Regions from separate parts of the Homo sapiens genome. Here region 2 is linked to region 1. The links are chromatin contacts, found by Hi-C in ENCODE. All regions are on one chromosome and are shown on one strand. The core of a region is the stretch at or near the end of the contact, and the rest is flanking DNA. Distances in the headings are between cores, read along the strand shown. Region 1 has its middle 19 kb from the start of NFIA-AS2. Region 2 overlaps LOC107984964 (a long non-coding RNA gene).

Region 1 (3,141 bases), core at 60-2,559:
GCTTAAGAATGTTGTCTCTTTCTGTGAGTTTGTAAACTTTTCAGTTTATTATCTCATGTGATCCTTATGACAATCTTGGGATGTGGGAGGGGCCAGCAGCCCCATTCTCAGGACAGAGAGGTGAAATGGTTCTCCCAGGGCCACACAGCCTGGAAACTGGCTGAACTGGGGTACTCAGCACCTCAGTCCCCTGACTCCTTTTCTAGTCTTTCCTTCTTGTCAACTTGCTGCCTTTAGACTTGTGCTCTTTTAAGAATCTTACGCTCTATTTTCTGAGCTACCAATGAACCATCCCCATCTTTAATGGCTTCACTCATATCCATCCAAATTTCAAAACACAGTGATTTAACAAGGACAAATGGGAAAATCTGCAGTGCTGGAGGGAAGACTTTCTGGCTCCCAGGCCCTGAACCCCCTCCCTCTGTCTGTCCCCTCCCCTTCCAGTTCTCTGCTCCCTCCGACCCTGTGAGTCTGGACTGAATTCAATTATTCCTCGCGCTCTCATTACAGTCTGACCAAGATTTATGAGTTGATAATTGTCTGAAAGTAAGACCACAAAGTATCATTTGTGTTTGGGGCTGACCTTCCCGGTGACCTTTAGGATTAAAGGCAAAATGAAAAGTGTGATTTCTGCAGAGCCAAACAGGGTAACGTGATCCAACCCGGCTAATAATCCAAAGCCTCGGATTTCCCTGGTTGAGGACATATTAAAGCTGGGCACAAAGGCGGACAACTAATCCTGCAGGTTCATTTCACAAATTAATTTTTTTTAAGGCATCACAACCTCCCTCCCTCACTTTAGGGTGCATTCTGAGTGACGTTTTCCAAACAGGATGATGACAACAGCTCACACCTCTGAGGCCTTTATTGGATTATTTTTACAGGCCATTTAAAAACACTTTTTTGAGAGGTCCTAATTGAAAACAGACCTTTCCCCTTGCTTGAGTTAGCAAACAGAGCATCGCTGGGGGTGAGAGGAAAATGAATTCATGGAAACTTTCCCAGATCAGTGGGTGAGACTTGACACTCACTTCCCCGAAGCACAGCACATGCGCAATAATGGCCCTTCCTGATAGTTCTTCCTCACATGCACCAGCTATTCAAAGACAAAACTGCAAAGAAAACACTCCTTGAGACTCAATATAAAGCTTCCAGCCAGCCTGAAACATTTGTGAGGCATTTGTGGTTCCCTGTTGGGAATATGTAATACTGTGTCATTCTGAGTTAGAAGGCCACTTCCTAAGGGAAGAGGGGCTGTTGGCCTGTGTCCCACGTGGTGAATCATAAAATGAAAAGGCCTAATAAATATGAAACTGTGATAACGTCTTCCCTCTGCTCAGGCAGCCTCTATTTTTAGTTCAATATGTATCTATTGCACCCAGCACTGGGCTGGGTCCTCTGAAAGAAATCCCGTAAAACCTCAAGGAGCTCACAGGCTGGAATATTCTTTCACAGGCAAGCAAGGACCCAGGGCTGTGCTCAAGCTGGGCTACAAGGGCTGGACCAGGGTCTGGGGTTGGGCATAGGTTGGGCTGACTTGCAGTTGCTGGCCTTGGAGAAAGGAGAAGCAAAGCCACTGTGATTGGAGGAAGGAGATTCAGGAAGCAAGGACAGCTCTTAGTGTCAGTTCCAATGGTTGGGTATGAGAAAGAGGGAGTAAAAACTGGGGCTTCAAGAAGGCAGGGACTATAGTTGTATTTCCTCCCAGTGTATTCACAGTGCATCTGGTTCACCAAAGGTAAGATCAACCATTGCTGAACTTAACAATTTGCTTCCTCCCTTTGTAGTCAATTGTGGTGATATCTCTAAATGCACATATTATTTTACACCAAGTATTTGAGCATTGTCTGGGAATCAGGTGTTTATTCCACTTTGGAGTATTTCTTCATGTATTTTTTGCCTTCTCTATGACATTTTAAACCCGTCTAACACACACATGTACCTGTACTGCATAGCAGGTACAACCACAGTCTCCTCTGGGGTTAGGCTGCCTGTTGCATCTGTAAAATGGAGCTATCAATAGTGAGATCGACTATGTAAAGCACTTAAAACTGCACCTGGTCTACATTAAGTGCTCAATAAACTTGAGCAATTATCATGATTAGTCACTAATACATGTGAGCGGTGTAGGTCTCACAGATATCTGTGACACATTCCAAAACCCTCCTCACTTGTTCCTGAACTATTCTTTTTTTAAACAGGAGTTGGCCCCAGCCCTGTTCTGATCTGCATGTTCTTTGTGAAGTCTGCCTTCAGCTCTTTTGGTCTAGTGTTAGGACTTTATCTCCTATGTGTCTGGCTTTCAGCTCTCTGTAAATATTGGCTTGGCCTAGTCCTGTATTTCTTACCATTCCAGATGGCTTCAAGTAAGCTGTCAGTTCACATCTGGCCTCTTGAATTGCCACCTGGAATCCCTGTTCTGACACTGTTGCACTGGTCAGCCCTCTATCCAAGTGAAGTCGTCCCAGTGGTGCACTGGAGTGGATTGCAACTGCTCATGAGGGCCAACTGTTAAAAGCTACAGAAATTTTGTAAGCTGGTCGTCAAACACAGCCACTATTAAAAATTAAATGGTATCAATTCTCAATTAAATAAAATATATTTAAAACAGTTAATAAATACACAAAAATCATTGCCTCCAAATTACTTTATTATATTTTACCATGTTCCAGACTCTCAAGGTGACTTCATCCATGGCGGCTGTGTGGCAGCGAGCTACTTGCGCATCTCTTCTGTTCCGTGAGGTCATGTTGGCAGCTTGAAATTGATCAAGTGGGAAGCATTTACATCACAGAAATTGGTAAGAGCTGCAAATTAGGGCTTCTTTCCCCCTGGACAGCTGGTTGTTTAACACTGACCAGCACACCCCCGGTTCAGCTCTCTCGATGTGGCATAGGAGGCTGCTCAGGCTTCAAACACAATGGCTGCAACTACTGGCATAGCAGTGTGTCCCTTACTGGACTGTGACCAGGTTGAGGGTGGAGGACCAACATCTATTCATCTTGGGTCCAGAATCCCTCTTTCTCTATGCTGCCCTGTCCCCAGCCTATTTGTAGAATAAAAATTTGAATGTGAGTTTACAAAAAAAAAAAAAAAAAAAGAAAGAAAAAAAAGGCCTCTGGTAACATCTGCCAAGATCCC
Region 2 (3,023 bases), core at 510-3,009, 650 kb before region 1:
GAATGTAGTAAGCACTTAGTAATAGTTCAGCATTATTATTAATATTGTGATTAATAATAATGATTAATTTTTAATCCATTCAGAGGTCATGACAGTGTTAGTTCCATTTTATAGACAGGTTGTGGTTAGAATCTGGATCTGCTAGGCTGGGCACAGTGGCTCACGCCTGTAATCCCAGCACTTTGGGAAGCCGAGGCTAGTGGATCACCTGAGGTTGGGAGTTTGAGACCAGCCTGACCAACATGGAGAAACCCCGTCTCTACTAAAAATACAAAATTAGCCGGGCATGGTGGCAGGTGCCTCTAATCCCAGCTGCTCTGGAGGCTGAATCAGGAGAATCACTTGAATCCGGGAGGTGGAGGCTGTGGTGAGCCGAGATTGCGCCATTATACTCAAGCCTGGGCAACAACAGTGAAATTCCATCTCAAAAAAAAAAAAAAAAAAAAAAAGAATCTGGATCTGCTTAATTGCTATCTTTCCCTGGATCATATTCATCTCACATAATGCACACAGCATCTCACTTCCCAGAAGGATCTTCACCTTTTCATCTGGAAACTGAGTGCTAACTGCCTACGGCAAAAATTCCTTTTCAATTGGTAAATAACATCTTCTTCTATAACTATCATTGGGAAACTCAGTAACTGCTTATTAAGTGCTTTGGGTAAATAGATGGAGGAGATATTGTATATAAGACACCTGTGTTGCCAAAACAAAGCACCTGCCTGTTTGTAGCTTACTAAACCACAGGCTCAAAGATTCTGTCCCTCAGGCTTTAGGAAATGAATTCATAAGTTTAGCAACCATTGGCATTAGCTCCAGGCAGCGTTTGATTTTTGGAGTAGAGCAGCATGAGCAGAGGCTGTGGCCCAGAGCAGAAGCTGGGGCAGAAGCCCAGGGACAGGCCAACAGGTGGGTGGGGGAAGCTAACTTCCTCCTGTGAGAGCTAATCGGCTGAGGGCATCCAGCAGGCCAATGCAAAATGAGTCTCCTGCCCTTAGAAAACAAATACCAGACAGGTCAGGAAAATTTAGCCCCAAACCAGTTCTGTCACCAACAAACTGGTTGACCTGGGAAAAGGCATTTAACCTCTTCAAGCTTCTGTTTATTCGTTGGCAAATGAGGGCATGGGATGAAATCGGTGGTACTCAATCACTGCTCTGGCACATCGGAGGTGGAACACGACTAGCCTACATGGTGCAGGATTTTTGTAGTAATTACTAGCCATCAAAAATGCCTGACAACTCATACATATACCTGAAAAACAGTGTTGGGGTTGGGGGTTGGTTTTCTTTTTATCATATTAGGTTTCTGTTATTTGATAGATTGGATTATTCAGTTCATTCATTCATTCATTCATTCATTCAAATGTTATTGCCTGAGCATGCTATGTGCTGGGCCTGTCCTGGGACCAGGTGCTGCCTTTGCTTTCAAATGGGGTTTACCTGGAACCAGTTAAAATTCCTAGGTCATAGGAGGTGACATGATACCTTTTCTCCTCCAAATAAGAATCGCTGAATCTGATATGACTGTGGGTAATCTGGTCATGGAAATCCCTGCTTCCCAATCCTTACCACTTCTACCGACCCCCATTCCTACTGGCTAGGAAATTCTCTAGGCAATTATCAAAGTTCCCCCAGCCCCCACCGGGTTCCTGCAGACGCCGAGGCGTCTACTAGGTTTGCCTTCTGATTCCTGTAGGTGGAGCCAGATCCCCCGGCTGAGAAGCCCTGGGCCTGCTCTCTGCGGCGGCCGCCGAGCGGTAGGTTTGCTCTCCAGCTCTCTTTTCCTCCTTCTCCCTCTCTCATGTGCGGTCTCCCTCAACATCCAAACCAACCGAGTGCGTCTGAGGTGAAATCGTGCCAGACTTAGAGACGGCTGCCAGGTTTCTCTCAAGTCTTGGCTTAACAAAAGAAAGCAAATTACAAAAATGGAAATTTTCAAACTAGCGTTCAGTGGTATTCAAATCGACGTTTGGGTAGCGCACAGGCACAGACCGCATTCGTGCTATTTTGTGATTAAAATGATACCAAAAATACCTCCTTGCTTTGGTTTTCGTCTTCGAAAACGACTTCTTTCCTTCTTCTAATTTCCCCCTTACTTTTGGGAGCGGCAAACCCCTGACCACTCTAGAATTGCTAACATTTGGACCGGCGTCTGTTGAAATCTTGCCTCTGCTGACTTTTTTTTTTTTTTAAGAGTTGAACTTTAAAAATGTGTGCACTTTGCAGCCTGGGGAAATACAGATAAAGAAGTTTCTAGGCACTTTCCCAGGAAGTTCTGTGTTTTGTGTGAGGAACTACAAGTTCTATGACAGTGCATAAATCGTCTTTACGTCTCATCTTGATACCGGGAGCAAACCTGAATGCGCGTCTTGCCAGCATGCATGCTACCTCGTTCTCCTTTGAGCATGAATTGTGTGCTCTGTCTCATGCTTTTAAAACATGGGTTTAAGGTGGCCATTGAGTTGGATCTTGAATGATTTTACTTAACATGAGGTTTTATAAAGAGCTTGATTGACCACGTCCTGCTCGATTATTTTTGCGGTTGCTAGACAAGGCCCTGTCCCACGTGGGTTTGTGAGAAAGGTGCTCTCATCATCACCCCACCCCCAAGACTGCACTATTTCTTTCCTTGGAAGCGTTGACTGTCTCCTTCTTACACAGCTGTGTTTGCAGTGCCTGGAGACAGGTGGGGGAGCAGTCTTGGAGGCCGAAGCTGCCAATTCCTTCTCTAAGGACTGTCTGAATAGCTATTAAATTTTAAAGCTCACACGCACGCACACACTTGTTTTGTTTGTTTTTGGTGGTGGTCACTCACTGTGCCTTCCCGTTTGTTGTACAAGGGCAGCTGCACCAGTTTGCCAGAGTGAGATTAAATGTCACAGACAGACATTCTATTGTGTGCATTCGCCAGCCCACCTAAGCATCACCTTGGGCCACTGCCATGTCTTTCTAGGTGCCTCAGAAAGCTGGGTCCTGTAGCATTGGCGGAGTTGTGGGACTGCTTATGAATTTCGGGAAAGA

Evidence for each region. Hi-C counts contacts between places; a loop is a spot of excess contacts on that map. Pooled maps may share reads with other maps.
Region 2: a map of naive thymus-derived CD4-positive, alpha-beta T cell shows a loop between it and region 1 (3-fold over the local background). The contact joins two enhancer-like sites. A Hi-C loop is called at or near these places in 3 of 168 maps with a recorded cell type or tissue (heart right ventricle, naive thymus-derived CD4-positive, alpha-beta T cell and sigmoid colon) and 6 of 50 pooled maps.

What each region holds. Positions count from the first base shown.
Region 1 is chr1:60,988,304-60,991,444 of GRCh38, reverse strand. No RefSeq gene overlaps it. Among named protein-coding and RNA genes, the nearest start is that of NFIA-AS2, 19 kb to the right of the region's middle. Within about 2 kb of position 1,309, at least 12 of the 41 ENCODE cell types and tissues checked have a DNase peak (open chromatin) inside an H3K27ac peak, as active enhancers do; they include heart right ventricle, where a contact is called at or near this core.
Region 2 is chr1:61,640,592-61,643,614 of GRCh38, reverse strand. All of the region lies in intron 2 of LOC107984964 (a long non-coding RNA gene), which reads right to left. Among named protein-coding and RNA genes, the nearest start is that of TM2D1, 83 kb to the left of the region's middle. RefSeq lists enhancers at 1,602-1,651, 1,862-1,911. Within about 2 kb of position 1,759, at least 22 of the 41 ENCODE cell types and tissues checked have a DNase peak (open chromatin) inside an H3K27ac peak, as active enhancers do; they include heart right ventricle, where a contact is called at or near this core.